2 separate regions of the Homo sapiens genome follow, and region 1 is linked to region 2. A link is a loop called in an ENCODE intact Hi-C map of the cell type or tissue named here. Cell type or tissue: PC-3. All regions are shown on one strand.

The links. Hi-C counts contacts between places; a loop is a spot of excess contacts. Peaks named below come from ENCODE experiments on the same cell type or tissue, not always from the same donor. Only the 100,000 strongest peaks of a DNase experiment are listed, where the experiment ranks them.
Region 1: it touches region 2 in a loop (4-fold over the local background); 3 of 110 quality-filtered maps call a loop at or near these places.

Annotation. Positions count from the first base shown.
Region 1 is chr1:168,284,481-168,292,480 of GRCh38, forward strand. It overlaps TBX19 (T-box transcription factor 19), which reads left to right. Exons shown (of 8, transcript NM_005149.3): 2 at 6,680-6,944. Among named protein-coding and RNA genes, the nearest start is that of TBX19, 7.6 kb to the left of the region's middle. RefSeq lists enhancers at 705-1,206, 6,331-6,902. In PC-3, no CTCF peak of the experiment used is centred here; DNase peaks (open chromatin) are centred at 471, 1,091, 2,861 and 4,111; H3K27ac peaks cover 3,236 bases.
Region 2 is chr1:168,226,951-168,234,950 of GRCh38, forward strand. SFT2D2 (SFT2 domain containing 2) reads left to right here. Exons shown (of 8, transcript NM_199344.3): 2 at 4,564-4,650; 3 at 4,884-4,969. Among named protein-coding and RNA genes, the nearest start is that of SFT2D2, 4.9 kb to the left of the region's middle. RefSeq lists enhancers at 11-90, 211-260. In PC-3, no CTCF peak of the experiment used is centred here; DNase peaks (open chromatin) are centred at 3,151 and 3,991; H3K4me3 peaks cover 1,607 bases; H3K27ac peaks cover 1,269 bases.

The sequences.
Region 1 (8,000 bases), 58 kb after region 2:
ACTGGGCAGTATAGGGAGACTTCTTCTCTACAAAAAATTTAAACAACTAGCCAGGAGGCCCAGGTAGGTTGATCACTTGAGCTCAGAAGTTTTAGAACAGCCTGGGCAACATGGAGAAACCCTGTCTCTCCAAAAAATACAAAAAATTAGCTGGGCATGGTGACACCTACCTGTAGTCCCAGCTACTTGGGAGGCTGAGGTGGGAGATCACCTGACCCTGGGGAGGTCAAGGTTGCAGTGATCACACCACTGCACACGAGCCTGGGCAACAGAGTGAGACCGTGTCTCAAAAAAAAAAAAAAAAAAAAAAAAATCAAATCTCTTGCTTTTGTTTTCTTTACTTGTAACATTTTCACCTAAGGGGAAAATGCCATATTTCTTGTCATCATAAAATAAGAGGTGGGAATTACTAAGTTTAAATTTGCCGATTAGTTTCGATGATTCACCAGTGCTTGATGATTAAGGGGTATTGGTGCAGTGCCACTGAGTTGCTGTTCATAGTCTCCAGTAAGGGCAGTACAAGAGAGGAGAAAAGTAAAGTTGCACATCAGGCCAATACATTTCCATGTCCCTACAGCCCATGGGTATTTTTCTCTGAAGTTTAAAATTACAGCTCAAGAAGATCATATGTATTTATGTAATCTGCCTTTAACCAGGCCACCTTGCTTCCCTAATGCTGTTGTTTTTTTCCCTTCGTTTATTTATCTTTAATTGACACCTGTTGCTATTCTTATGCCTGCTCACCTTCACATAAATGTCAGCATCCATGCACCATGTATGTCACACACACACACACACACACACACACACACACACACACCCCTCTAAAAGTTCTGATGAGTATTTGATAAATAGTAGAGTTTTGAGGAGAGATGGAGGAAAGTGTTTACAAGTTTAACTTTTTGAATTTGCTTTTAACTCTCTGCTGTTCCCTCACCTGTAAAATCTGCCTCATCTCTGCCCCTCTTTCTTCTTGCAAACCTCACTTCTCATAGCCTCCTCCAGCAGCACTGACTTCTGGAGATTCCCTGTCAGTGAAATAAAACTGGAAAGCTGGTCTCATAATAAAAGCCCAACAGTTTATGGGCAAAGCCCAACCACCTGTGGTTCTTCAGGTGTGGTTTTCTTGAGGAGTGCTTATTTACCCTGCCACATTTTCCTCTCTTTCTCTCCAAGGAGGCTTTCTCTCCAGGGTGGATTAAGTGAAATTATGCTGTTACTTAGGGACTGATTTACATATTTCTTATCCCTCACACTCTGGGTTTCTCTATGTTAGCTACATCTAGGAAAAAAATGGGGAAAAAAATCACCTTGATTGGAAGTGCAGTTAATTCCTGAAAATAAAGCCTGATCACGAGTGGTAATCACAGATCAATTAGTTACTGGATCCCTAGATAATGCATCCCTGTCATTGTGAGACAAAAGAGGGGAAAGTGGGGTGGGAGGAGGGGAACTTGGCTTGGAGGCAGGGTGAGTTCCATTCCCAGTTACAAGACCTTAGGCAAGTTGACTGACTTTTATTTATTCCTCATTGCCATAATAGGGAATGTATTAAAAAATGTATTAAAATAGGGAATGGATTAAAAAATAGTCATTTCTCAGTTTATTTACGTAGTGATAAAAACAAAAAATAATTATAAAGTTCTTGGCAAATGCAATACTAAAGAAAATAGAGCAATTAATCATTCTACCATTTCCCAGATATGTCCTCCTTCTAAGAGACAAGACACTGTGACTTCTTTGTTTTTATTAACAGCTTTGTGATGATATAATTCACATGCCATACAGCTCATCCATTTGAAGTGTATAGTTCAGTGGTTCTCAGTAATTCGCAGAGTTGTGCATCCATCTCCACAATTAATTTTAGAACATTTTTATTGCTTCAAAAGGAAGCCCTGCGCCCTTAGCAGTCACCTCCTCTGGCAACCACTAATCTACTTTCTGTTTCTATAGAGTTACCTATTTCATATCATGGACATTTGATATCCTGGGAATCATACAATATGTGGTCCTTTGTCAACAACTTCTTTTACTTAGCGTAATGTGGTCAAGGTTCATCAATGTTGTAGCATGTATCAGCACTTCATCTTTTTTATTGACAAATACTCCATTGTATGGATATAACACATTTTATTTATCCTTCATCAGTTCATGGACATTTGCATTTTTCTACATTTTAGCTATTATGCATAATGTTGCTATGTACCTCTGTGTACAAATGTTTGCATGGAGCTATGTTTTCATTTTTCTTGTGTATATACCTAGGAGTGGAATTGCTGGATTATTGAGAAACTGTATATTTAACCAAGTGAGGAACTGCCAGAGTATTTTCCAAAGTGGCTGCATCATTTTACATCCCTGCCAGCAATGTATGAGGATTCCAATTTCTCTACATCTTCACCAATGCTTTTTATTGTCTGCTTTTCATATTGCAGCCATCCTAGTGGCCATGAAGTGGCATCTCACTGTGGTTTGGATTTTGCATTTCTCTGATGGCTGATGAGGTTAAGCATCTTTTGATTGATCATGGCTTCTTTGAAACATCAGGTACAGCTCTGACCATAGCATGAAAGATGGAAAGCCATTACACATTTTCTTATTCTGGAACGAAAAGTCATGCTACACTCTTTATGAGACCTCACATAATATAGTTGAGAGAGTTAAGAGGAGGGCACTCTAACCTATTAGCAGTGAGGATAATAATTGGAATTTTCCCCTTACTTTGCCTCAGCCACTTTGGTCTTCTCTTTTAGTTTCTGAATAGAGTGGGGCTATTTAAATCTAAGGGCCATTGTACTTGCTATTTCCTTTGCCTCTAAGTGCACCTCCTCTAACATTTTGCATGAGTCATTCCTTCTCATTATTTAGGTCTTAGCTCAAATGTCACTTCCTGTTCAGATATGGCTAAAGTAGCTTCTCATCCTTTAGTCTCCTTCTGTGACATCATGCATTTTAGTTCCTTCATGTCACTCTTGCAATTTGAAATGATTTTTTTTTTAATAGAGATGGGGTCTCGCTAAATTGACCAGACTGGTCTCAAACTCTGGGCCTCAAGTGATCCTCCCATCTTGGCCTCTCAAAGTGCTGGGATTATTGGCATGAGCCACCACACCCAGCCCCAAATGATCTTACATGTTAAGAAACAACAAAGATTTATTGACATGTTTGTTGCCTGACTTCTTTGTTAGAATGTAAGCTTCATGAACAAGAAGATACTGGGTCTGCAATTTTTGTCATTGAATTCCCACCTAGAACAGTTCCTGGGATAGAGCAGGCACTAAAAAACCATTTGTCAAATGGGCAAATAAATCTCTAAGTAGGTATTAAGATTTGGGAAAACTTTGAGGGGGACTTTTCCTTTCACTGTGGCTCAACCATGTTAGCTTTGAGAAGCTAATAAGAAAGGAAAAGAGAGTAAAAAAAAAAAAAAGGAGTAGTGAATGAAATGTAATGTGTGCTTTCTGAGTCCCAGTTTCCTCATCTATAAAATTGGCATAATAACCTCCTTGTGGGTGAAGTAAGACTTAAGTTGTATTTCACTTAAGTGAAATATTCACCTACGCAAAGTCCTAGGTGCAGAGTAAAACTCAGTACAGCCATCCCTTGGCATCCGCAGAGGATTGTTTCCAGGCCCCTGCAAATATCAAAATCTGAGGATGCTGAAGTTCCTTATATAAAATGGACTAGAATATTTTGCATATAACCTATGCACATCCTCCCATATACTTAAGTTATTTCTGGATTATTTACAATACGTAATACAATGTTAATGCTATGTAAATAGTTATGCCATATTTTTTTTTTGTATTATTTTTTATTGTTGTATTATTTCTTTTCAAATTTTTCAATTTGCATTTGGTTGAATCTACAGATGCAGACCCTGGGAATGTGGAGGCCTGACTGTACATGATAACTATTATCATTAGAAAAACAATCTTGCGGTTAGGCACTGTGGCTTGCACCTGTAGTCCCAGCACTTTGGGAGGCTGAGGTAGGAGTTGAGCCCAGGAATTTGAAAGCAGCCTGGGCAACACAGTCACACACCTTTAAATAAAAATAAAACAAACAAAAGTGTCTCGCCTTAAGTCATTTCTTAAATCATAAGTCAGAACTTTATGAAACATCCTGACATTTCTTATCATGAAGACACCAGCCATGCTCTCATGCTTGAACAATTGCATCATTACTCTGGCAATTTAGTGCATGAGTAATATATTATATGTTTTATGAGTTTTTGTTCTTACTTTTATGTGTACTATATAGTCTTATTGAGAAAAGTTTTGGTACTTTTTTTTTTTGAGACACAGTCTCACTCTATCACCCAGCCTGGAGTACAGTGGTGTGATAATAGCTCACTACAGCCCCGACCTTCCATGCTCAAGTGATCCTCCTGCTTCAGCCTCCCCAATAGCTGGAACTACAGGTGTGCACCACCATGCCTGGCTAAATTTTGTATTTTTTATGGAGATGGGGTTTTGCCATGTTGCCCAGGCTGGACTTAAACTCCTTTGGTACTTTTTAACTTTAGTATGCAAAATGACAATTATACACATGCCACTCTTGTGTTTTCTTTAAAATAATATAAAAAGTAAACTTTAGTACTTCAGAAGAAACACTGGACCAGAACACAGAGACCATGTCTCCATATACCTCGTATAAACGGGTCTGACTCCTGGCTGTCAGAATAACCCTATATGATCCCTAGAATCATTTCTGATGCCCACTTTTATGATTCTTTGCAAACGGCATTTGTGTTCTCAGGATCCTTCTGTTTTCTACACTTGGCCAATATTATTAACATAATTGAAAACATTAAAATATATCGTAAAAGGGAATCGTTTAATCTGATAGTAGGAGAAAATAAAAGACAATAATCCTTCTATTGAAGAAAGAACAAAAGAAAATGCAACATGAAGATTTTACATCACACAGGCAGCCGCCCTAGAGGAGGTGTATCATTTTAGTTAATGTAAAAGTGCAATCATCTCACTAAGGGACGAGGAGTGTTGAGGTGGATAATGCAGTTCTCAGCGAAGACCTGGATTTGGAATGCATCGTCTGATGCATTTTTCTCCCTAGAAATTTTACTTAATTTATATACTTGTCCTAGCCTCCCATTTAAATTAATTTTCTCTCCTTGAACACACCAACACAGCCTCATAAAGTTGTTGTGAAGAACTCACTGAGTTAGTTCATGCAAAGTGCTTATTCCCATGCCTGGCACCTAGTGAGTGCTCTGTAAGTGTTGGCCGTATTACCATTACACCCAAGCCCTTCGGCTGGCCTGGCCTTGCTTTGGCTCCAAAATCTTACCTTAGGCAGTGACTTTGGAGTTGGAATCACAAAGGACATCAACTCTGCCTCTCTCCTGCCTAGCAGGCAGAAACTACTTCTCTGTGCTGTTTTTCTGGTGATATGAAGTCTAAATAGAGGCCAAGCATGGTGGCTCACACCTGTAATTTCAGCACTTTGGGAGTCTGAGGCAGGTGGATCGCCTGAGGTTGAGAGTTTGAGACCAGCCTGGCCAACATGGTGAAACCCTGTCTCTACTAAAAATCCAAAAATTAGCCAGGCGTGGTGGCACACATCTGTAATCCCAGCTACTCTCCTGGAGGCTGAGGCAGGAGAATCACTTGAACCCAGGAGGCAGAGACTCCATCTGAAAAAAAAAGAAGTCTAAATAGAATAGGGAGTAACTGCTAATGGCCGTGGGGTTTCTTTTCGGGATGATGAAAATGCTCTAGACTTATAAGCCAGCTACTTGGATAGTTTCTCCAAATATTTGTGAGAGTAAACTTGTTGTTATTATTCTAGCATGTAGAAGAAGGATCGATGAATCTAGATCTGCATGTCTCAAAGTGTGTTCTTTGGACACAAATTCTCATAAAATGCTTAGTTAAATGATAATCCCACTGTCACATACATTTAGGGTGTGCACGTCCCCACGCTTTCTTCAAAGAGTCCCATGGTGTACATGGGTATGTTAAAGGCCCTGCCTGAGGCATCCTGGAGGAAAGAACTGGTCTCACTTTGTACAGTTAAGAGTTCCTCTCACTGACTTAACATGTAACCCTGTTCTTGTTTTTTTGAGACAGGGTCTCACTCTGTCACCCAGGCTGGAGTGCAGTGGCACCATCACAGCTCACTGCAGCCTCTAACTCCTGTGCTCAAGCAATCCTCCCACCTCAGCCTCCCGAATAACTGGGATTACCATGCCCAGCTAATTTCTTTTTTTTTTGAGATGGGGGTGTCTCACTATGTTGCCCAGGCTGGCATGTTTTGCTATAAATGCTATTACTATTATTCAGAAATAGTGTTCTTTGTGAGGTTGGGAAGGGCTGGTCAGTGGCATCAGTGTGCCAGTGGGAAATCTTTGAAGAGAGCTTTCTGTGGGGATGTGGCATTTGATACATCTTGGGCTTCAGGTTCCTGTTGTGTCAAATGACTCCATCAGTGGTTTTCAGACTTTAAAACGGAGCATGTTTTAAAGTGAAACCCTAGTATTAAATTCATTTATAAAAAGAAGCTCCAGTAGAATTGGGGTTGTGGACTTGGGCCCTGTTTATTTGGCCTCCTCACAGGGCATTCCGTGGAAGGTCTCAGTATTGAGAGGCCCCTGGACAAGGTGAGAGTTCCTCTAACGTCCCTCCTGTGGCTAAGTTTCTGCCTTTCCTTTTAGACGGATGTTTCCAGTCCTAAAGATTAGTGTCACAGGGTTGGACCCCAATGCCATGTACTCCCTCCTGCTGGACTTTGTCCCTACGGACAGTCACCGCTGGAAGTACGTCAACGGGGAATGGGTGCCCGCTGGCAAGCCAGAGGTCTCCAGCCACAGCTGCGTCTACATTCACCCGGACTCCCCCAACTTTGGGGCCCACTGGATGAAAGCTCCCATCTCCTTCAGCAAAGTGAAGCTGACCAACAAGCTCAATGGAGGCGGGCAGGTACGAATGAGGCGGGCAGGCCTGGCCACCCGCTCCGGCCTCCCCACAACACCAATCAAGAAATATCAAGGGTGCATTTAGGCAATTAGAGGTGTCCTCACCAGCCTCTTCTCCCACAGAAGCCAATTATTCCCGGGAGTCCAAATGTAAACAAGAATAAACAGCTCTTAATTGGTGCTTTCAGTTTTTAATGGACTTCCTGATGTTAAGAGAGTGAGAGAGCAGTGGTTTACTTAATCACCGGGGCCCTTTTCATAGTTTCGTCTTGTGTGCTGTGCTTTTTACCCAGCTCTAGGAGGGAGATGTTTGTGGGTACCAGGGTTTTGTTAGTCCCTCTCCCCTTTTTTAGTATAAGTGGCATGCTGGCAATAGACAAATACCTTCATAAAAAGCTGCTTCTAAATGAAATAATTACTACCTCCACTTGGGCATTATGATAATTATCAATAGAATATTGAATCAGCTTTGGTTTTTCAGGAAAAAAAAATCCAAACAAACCTTCCTTAAACAAGGAAGGTTTTATTTCAGGTCTCCAATTAGAGTAAACAAGCATTTGGGGCTTTTTCCTCTTGTTTTCTGTGTTAGGATTGTGAATACTAGTCTGCTATAGAAGGTTGCTAGTTACTTTCTGTAATGTAGGCAGTTTCTGGGGATTGGAGACACAGATGGGAGTAAAGGGTCTGGATTCTTCTCTTTCCCACCTGCCTGTTTGGCTTTCCCTCAGCCTCCCACCCTGTGCCCATGTGCCCCTTCTCTGATCTCTGTGCTCAGATGGCAGGGACCATAGGAGTTCATGTGTCCAGAGGTAACACTACCCGAGTCTGTGATACTCAGAAGCTTCCAGTTCCTTATTAAAACGGGAAATTGAACAGTAAATTGTTACTGCCTACCAGATTTCACAGCAGGAGACTGTCATTACACCTTTCATTTGACTCAGAGAGAGTGTAGCCATCAGATGCCAGATTTTGCCATTCTTTAGTCACTTGGAAAATGCACCCATTGTCAGCATTTTGAGTTATTAGGATTCCTCAAATGAAAAAAAGGCAAACAATATAT
Region 2 (8,000 bases):
CTGGGATTACAGACACCCGCCATCAAACCCGGCTAATTTTTGTATTTTTACTAGAGACGAGGTTTCACCATCTTGGCCGGGCTGGTCTCGAACTCCTGACCTCAAGTGATCCGCCCACCTCTGCCTCCCAAAGTGCTGGGATTACAGGCATGAGCCACCGCGCCCGGCCTATTAGAAAAGTTTTGATCGTGCTGAAACCTGGCCACTAATGTCCTATGTTGTAGAACCACACAGAATGCTGCATTTCTATTTAGGGTGCTTTTAGCTTTTGTTTTCCTTTTTGGATGACAAAATAACGTTTCTCTTCGCTTTTTGGTGTATTCTTTAGCCTCCGTTCCCCATCTGTGAAATGAGGATGTTAAGATGATATGGCCAACTGGAAACTAATCAGTGTTTCTTCTGGTTTCTCAGCAAGTTCTTCTTTCTCAGCAAGCTGCTTTCACCCACGTTTGTGGTTGCTGATTTTATTCGGTTTTGTTTTGTGTGATACTGGGACTTAGCATGACATCTCCGAATGTAAGATTGCTCTCTGAATCTTCACCTTGAGGGAGTAATTCTATGGGATCGAATGTTGGAGTCACTGAAATTTAACTTTTTGATATTTCAAAACAAGTTGGTGGGTTCTTTTTAATTTGTTGCCTTTATTAATTGGTCAAGGCTCAGAGTAATTTCACGGGTTTTTTTTTCTTGATTTCTAGCCTCTATTATGAATCTCAAGTGGAACCTCAGACCGGGCCTAAGAAAGGTCTGACTCATAGGTAGCTGACCCTCGTTATTTAAAGCTTTATTTCCATAGACTGTCAACAAGCCTTTATGAACAATTGGTGCTTAAGAGGCAGACACTTTCTCTCCCTGCAGACTCTTGAGGGGTGGAGTGTTGACAGTGGGATGATGCAGATATTATTGTCTCGAAAATCATCACGAAGCAGTGGGCTGACCCTCAACAGTGGACGACTAGTAAAGTTTGCAAACATAAATGCTGAGCTTGTTTTTAACCTAAAATGGTGAACGTCTGTGTTGGATACTGTGAGAAGGGCTTTAATGTGTTATGCTGAGGCATCTGTTGGATCTAATTTAAAAAGAATAGGTGCTTCGTTCTTGTTTTAAAATACTTTGGTCAGTTGGTCAGTTTCCTCTTTCTGAGTGAGATTTCTGTTTATAACATCATTGTATGGCACTTCCAGAGTCTTGAATTCCTAGGAAATGTTTTGTTGCCGACTAACTTCATCTTGCAGGCTGTTTCAGCTTAGTGTTTACTGATTAGGTCAGAGCCTCCTTTAAAATATTGGTACTGATTTGATTGTCTCATATTTTTCATGGTTTGGGGGCTGGTAGAACTGGAGGATTCTGTGGGGAAATTGCTATTTTGTGTGGTAAGTTGAATTAGGCGCTCTTAAAATCTCTTTAAGAGGTCACTAGAAGAGAGTGCTTTTTAAAACCTTTATTCCTTTAATGCAAACCATAAAGGTGTGACTAGTTCTATTTCTCCTACCTCTCCTAGGTAGTTATAAAATTTGCATGGCAGTATCTAATTATAGCCTCACGTTGAATTTTGTGATTGATACCTCATCTTCATAAATACACCTTAAGTCTTTAGTTTCAATGGACTTCTTTCTGAAAGTATAGGTTTTATGTTTTTTATAAAGGATTCTGGGGACAAGAAAGGTATGAATAGTATCTAATTTTAAAGTGTGGAAATGAAGCAGTATTTCTTTCTTACCTTCTTCTGGTTACCAATCCTGTTTTTCTGAACAATTCTTAGTATTATTCTTGGCAAGAGCCCCTCTTCTCTCCACATCACAGAGTGAAAGGGACCTTTGTGAATAACTGCCAGTCAGACTGCCTGTGAGCGCATTGCCTACAAATTCCATCCAGGTACCATTTTAGCTACTCTAATTTCCAAAAACAATATGCTAGCACAGCTTCCAGCAGTCATGAATTTACAGACATTTTATGAGTTTGTTTTCATAATTTGGCAAAAAGAAGTGTTTTGCTTTCACTGAGTCCAGTTATGAGAAGTGGAACAACAGCTTCCTCCTTCCCTGACCAAGTGTGAATGTAAAAGAACTTGCAACCACATGTAATGGAAAAATACAGTGGTGAAATATGCCCCCCACCCCTTCCATTTTGGCAAACAGAGTAACATTTGGATGGATTCAGCTTGAGAGACTTGGATATGGAGTGTCACTTTCCTTTCTGAAGGTAGAAACCAGAAACACATTCTTGGCTGAACTGCTTCCTATTGTGGTTATTTTGATTTGTGTGAGGGCTGGAATCTCACTGAGACTGAGCGGAGTCTCGCTCTGTCGCCCAGGCTGGAGTGCAGTGGCTCGATCTCGGCTCACTGCAGGCTCCGCCTCCCGGGTTCAGGCCATTCTCTGGAATCTCACTGTTCTGTTGAGGTTATTTAGCAATCTAGATGTCAAAGCCAATTCAAATTTCATTCTTAACCTTATGGTTTATCCTCTTCAAATAGAAAGGTTGAATCTTTTAAAATTATCCGTGTTGATGCCATGTGGTGCTCAGGGAACCATCCAGTCCAATCTTACTACCACTTTTTTCTTGCTGCTGACAAGCCAGTCCAATCCTACTACCATGCTTCTTCCTGTGAACAAGCCAGGCCAATCCTACTACCGTTCTTCTTCCTACAGACAAGCCATGCCAATCCCACTACCACTCTTCTTCCTACGAACAAGCCAGGCCAATCCTACTACCGCTCTTTTCTTCCCACCTGCAGCTAGTTCTTTTCGCACCTTGGCAAGGTAAGTTCTTTGGTTTTTGCATGACTAGGAAGAGTGGTAGCTTCTCATTTTATTCTGTCCTTGGCGAGAGCTTAAATGCTTTAGTCCGAAGTAGCCTGACTAGATTGTCTGGGGCCTTGTAAAGCCTGCTACCAGAGCATCATCACATGGCTCATTTTGGAGTCCAAGGGGGTTTGGGAAACCAGACTCCTCCAGGAGAGGTTTACCTCAGCGTAAAACCAGGTGGCTCATCTGTCAGATCTTAACACTGGGCCCCTGCTGTCTGTTATCATCCCTAATTTGTGCCTTCTGTGCAGGGTCATGAGCCCAGTTCCATATATATGAATGTATAACCTGACCTAAATACCTTTCTCCTGAGTGGAGAGTAAGGTAGTCTTTGGCAATACGTGCCACACCTGAGGGGAGCCTCTCATCCTTCTTTTCAAGCTTCTGGTTTGACGGGAACTCTGGAGACAGGGTTGAAAACAGATCCCTGAGCTGGGGGTAGTCAAGGCTGACGGAGTTGCCAGTCTAATGACTCTTGACTTTCTGCCACTACCTACCTTCTTCCATCAGCTGGGTGGAAATATAGTAGGAAACTTTGACCACATTGCTAGATGGAGACTATGCTGGCCATACAAGGTGAGCCCTGTGTGAATATACATGGCCTAGCTGCCCTGTGTGGTGTTGGTCTCTTACGGCAGCTGTCTTTGTCCAGCTTGGAACAACTGTTCCCACTTGCATCAGGTGGACAGACTGGTAGGGTCACCAGTGCAAAAACTTTGATGTCATTTTTTTCCGAGACAGAGTTACACTCTTGTTGCCCAGGCTGGAGTACAATGTATGATCTCGGCTCACTGCAACCTCCACCTCCCAGGTTCAAGCAATTCTCCTGCCTCAGCCTTCCAAGTAGCAGGGATTACAGGCATGCACCACCACACCTGGCTAATTTTTTGTATTTTTAGTAGAGACAAGGTTTCGCCATGTTGGTCAGGCTGGTCTCGAACTCCTGACCTCAGGTGATGCGCCCACCTTGGTCTCCCAAGGTGCTGGGATTACAGGCATGAGCCACTGTGCCTGGCTGTTGTCATTTTTGACATGGGAAAAGAACCACTGGGAGCTACTCACAGGCTCTCCTGTTTCAGTAGTGTTTTTGGAACTCCTGGCTTCCCCTGAACTTTGCTCCAGGGAGGGATTAATCATGATGGCAAAGACTCAGGATGTAACAGGACAGTAATTAATTAACCAGGATCTGTCTCCCACTTGGATGAGTTGGCTGATGCCAGCATCCTGTAAGTACAATATCTGAACCAAGAGTGAATAATGTGGGTGAGAGTTGATGTAGGAGACGATGACCAGTGGAGCAGCTGCTTGAGTGCCGTCCCCTCATCTTTTCCTTATTTCCTGGGACCCTGCCTGGTGGAGGATCCCAGGTGGACTTGTGAGTCCCTGGTGGACGCATGCCTTTCCAGGTGTGGTCTTCATCCTGCCTGGGTTGTAGGAAGGCTCTGGGCTACTCTAGGATTGGCTGTCTTGCCTTCCTGTTCTTGAAATGGGTTGTGCTTGAGGCAAGGAGTTTCTACCTCTGAAGATGTTCAGCTGGAGGCACAGCTGTCAGCTGCTAGAGAGGAGATTCATGTCTGCATAATAACTTTACAGCTCTGATAAAGTCTGGATTTGATGACTTACATCGCCTGAGTGTGTAGGATTCTGTGCTCCTTGCCTTCCCTAATACAACTTAACACTTTCTAGATTTAGTTATGTGCTTGCTTTGTTTTTAGTAAATGTGTGTGTATATGTATTTTTTTTTTTTCAATTTTAGGTTGTTGAGGCATCTTCATTAAGCTGGAGTACCAGGATAAAAGGCTTCATTGCGTGTTTTGCTATAGGAATTCTCTGCTCACTGCTGGTAAGATTTCCCTTCCTCCTCTGTCTTTTCCTTCTACCTGTCTTTGCTATATATTCCCCCTTTTGTCCACCTCCTTTCCCCTTTTGCCCTTCACTAAAATGCATGGATGAGAGGAGAGGGGAATAAGGGAGGTGGGGAGGGAAACGGACTCCTCAGGGCTTCCTCTGGGAGCTCTGCTTGTGTGGCCGGGTGGGAGGGTTGCTCATGTGCAAACACTGTACTTTAAATTCCAGGGTACTGTTCTGCTGTGGGTGCCCAGGAAGGGACTACACCTCTTCGCAGTGTTTTATACCTTTGGTAATATCGCATCAATTGGGAGGTAACTGTTTTTTAAAAATCCAATTTTAGCCAATCATTAGATGGGAAAATGGATGTTGGTTGCCCTTGAGGGAGGTGAAAGAGGAGGCTCCAGTAGTTGTAAGGAATTTGGAGAGAAGTAGTTAGAATATCTCACATTCATATCTTATTATTTGAAAACATTTTATATCTTAGTTTGAAACACCTGGGAGAAAGCAGCAAATGTTTTGCCATCGTGATTTTACATGTACAGAAACTGCGACACAAAGCAGTTCAGTGATTTCTCCAGGGTTTACAACCCAGTCCTCCTGCTTGCTGTATTCTTACTGCTGTCAGAGATTGAGTTGATGGTTTTCAAAGGGCTCATCACTCCAGTGGCCATAAGGGAAACTGGTTTTTATTTAGTGTCAGACCTTCCCAGACCTGAGTAGCAGCTCATGTGGGCAGGGCATCTGAGCGCTTCCTGGAGGTGGGCAGCCCATTCTGCATGTTGTGGATGCACACATTTTCCAGGTCAAGCTCATTCACACTGATGCTTCAGTCACACTGGTGCCAACAACTCCACCCTCTCCAACTGGGAGCACTGGCCTGGCCTCTACCTGAATGACCTGCAGGAACCTGAGCTCAGTCATCTTGTTTCCCCCTTTTCCCTTCCCTTGTGTCTCTGTAAATGGCTTCAGAGTCCTGGGGGTCCAAGTCTCCCCTCCATGATTCCTCACCAGGGCTTGATGTAACCCTGTCTTACTGGCTCCTTCCTCTTTGTCCCCATGGCTGTTTGTGCTTCACTGACTGACTTGCATGCTCAATGGGTAAGCATTGATCACACTCTGTGCTGGGCTCAGAGGATACAAAGACAAGTCCAGTTTGGTCCCTGCCAGGCAGACAGACATATAACTCATGATATAACAAGATATGGAAAGAAATTCTCAAGGAGGGGCAGCCGACACGACCTGAGTCAGGGAGGGCTTCCTAGAGAAGGTGATATCTGAGCTGGCCTTAGCTTTGGCCTGTTATCACCCTTACCTGAGCAAGATGCATCTGCTTGGTCTCTCTGTCTCCTCCATTGCCCCTCTCAAGGCCATTTTCCACTGAGCTGTAGAGCCATTCGTTTATAGCCCTGCTTAGCCCCCTCAAGTGGCCCCCTGTTTTGTCTGTACAAATGAAGTCCAAATTCCTCAGCACGCATACAGTCAAGCGTCTTTGAGATCTGGCTTCACCGTTGTCCCATTCCCTATCCAGTGTGCTTCCCAGCCAGGCTGAACTTCTTGCATTTCCCAAAATGCCGTTGTGCCCTTGTTTGGTTGTTTTCTGTGCCTGGAATGCTGCCCTATCTGTACCTCCCCTGGTTTGGTAGATACTTGCTCATTTGTTAAGACCTGGCTCAAAAGCTACCTCTTCTATGAAGCTTTTCCTGATTACCTCCTCCTCTCCAGAATTGATGACCTCTTCCTTTGGACTCTCAGTATCACATCTATATTTATGTGCCAGTGCAGGTAGCATTTTATTACACTGACTTGTTAGATCTGTAAGCCACTTGATAAGGGCTGCACGTGTATCTTGTCCCCAGTTGTACCCAAACTTAGCTCTGTGTCTGGCTGGAAATGGGGGATGTTAATTAAATGATTGATTGCATGATTCTGGCTACCTGTGTAAAGCTTAATTTATTAGTGCTTATGACAGTAAAATGCTGACCCTTAGAGATGTCTCTTGTTGCCTGTAAAGCTTTCTCCAATACTAACTTTGGGTGGGGGGGTGTTTTGGGCAGACAGTGTAAGTTACATTGTATAGTCTAGACTGAGCATAAATATATGGGTGTGTTGCTTAGTCTAGAAGAGCTCTTTAGCAAATCCCTATGGGCTGGATTCTTCATAGACTGTGTAGGGAAATAATAAAGGGAGCAAATTGTTATTTTCAGGGTATTTGGGAGTTTGTGTCTTTGCCTGTAGTCTGTTATGGTTTTGTGTATATGCTATGTTTAATTTTTAGGACCAGCCTTGACTGTTGCTTCTTATTCGGTGTAGGTTAAAGAAGTGTTCTCTTAGTTGGGACACTTGAGAGTGAAGCCTTGCAACTTAATGGCACTTCAAAGAGAGGAAGACTTATTGGCCGGGTGTGGTGGCTCATGCCAAGTTGATGTGTTAGACATGACAGTCTGCTTCATTTGTGATTACTCTTGCTAGCCATCTCTCAAGTTCATTCATACAGAAAGCATGCTGGGGGCCAGGCGCAGTGGCTCACGCCTATAATTCCAGCACTTTGGGAGGCCGAGTTGGGCGGATCACGAGGTCAAGAGATCGAGACCATCCTGGCCAACATGGTGAAACTGTCTCTACTAAAAATACAAAAATTAGCTGGGTGTGGTGGCGTGTGCCTGTAGTCCCAGCTACTTGGGAGGCTGAGGCAGGAGAATCACTTGAACCCAGGAGGTGGAGGTTGCAATGAGCCGAGATTGCATCACTGCACTCCAGCCTGGCGACAGAGTGAGACTCCATGTCAAAAAAAAAAAAACAAACAAAAAAAACCCAGCATGCTGGGTCTGTCTTTTTAGAGCTTTGGAATCCAATAGCTATAGAGTCAAATGGTAGCTGTGTGATTTTCTCGTCTCTAAAATAAGTGTAATACATAACTCACAAAGTTGTTGAGGAGAAGAAATGAGGTAATATATGTAATATCTGGCATTTAGCAAACATTCAACAAATAACCCATGATGATATCATCATCATTAGAATTATTCCCTGAAGATTATGAAAGAAAATGAAATGCTCTACTTTTTAACATAAGCTACCTAAGCCTGTAAGGTATGGTTTTTCTTTAAACTTCCTGAGCCTTGTTTGTTTCCATGAGTAGTTATTGTCAGGGAGGCAAGGTAACACCTCTCAAGGAGAAGGCTTATCCAACCTAGTGGTATGATATGATTCTACAGTAACACCCACATGCATTTACAGCCTGGGTCTATCATTCCCTAGTTGGGTGGCCTTGGATAAAGTAACTCTGTGGGCTTTGGTGTGGTAATTGTTCCTACTTTATAGGTTGGTTGTTGATGGATTAAATGA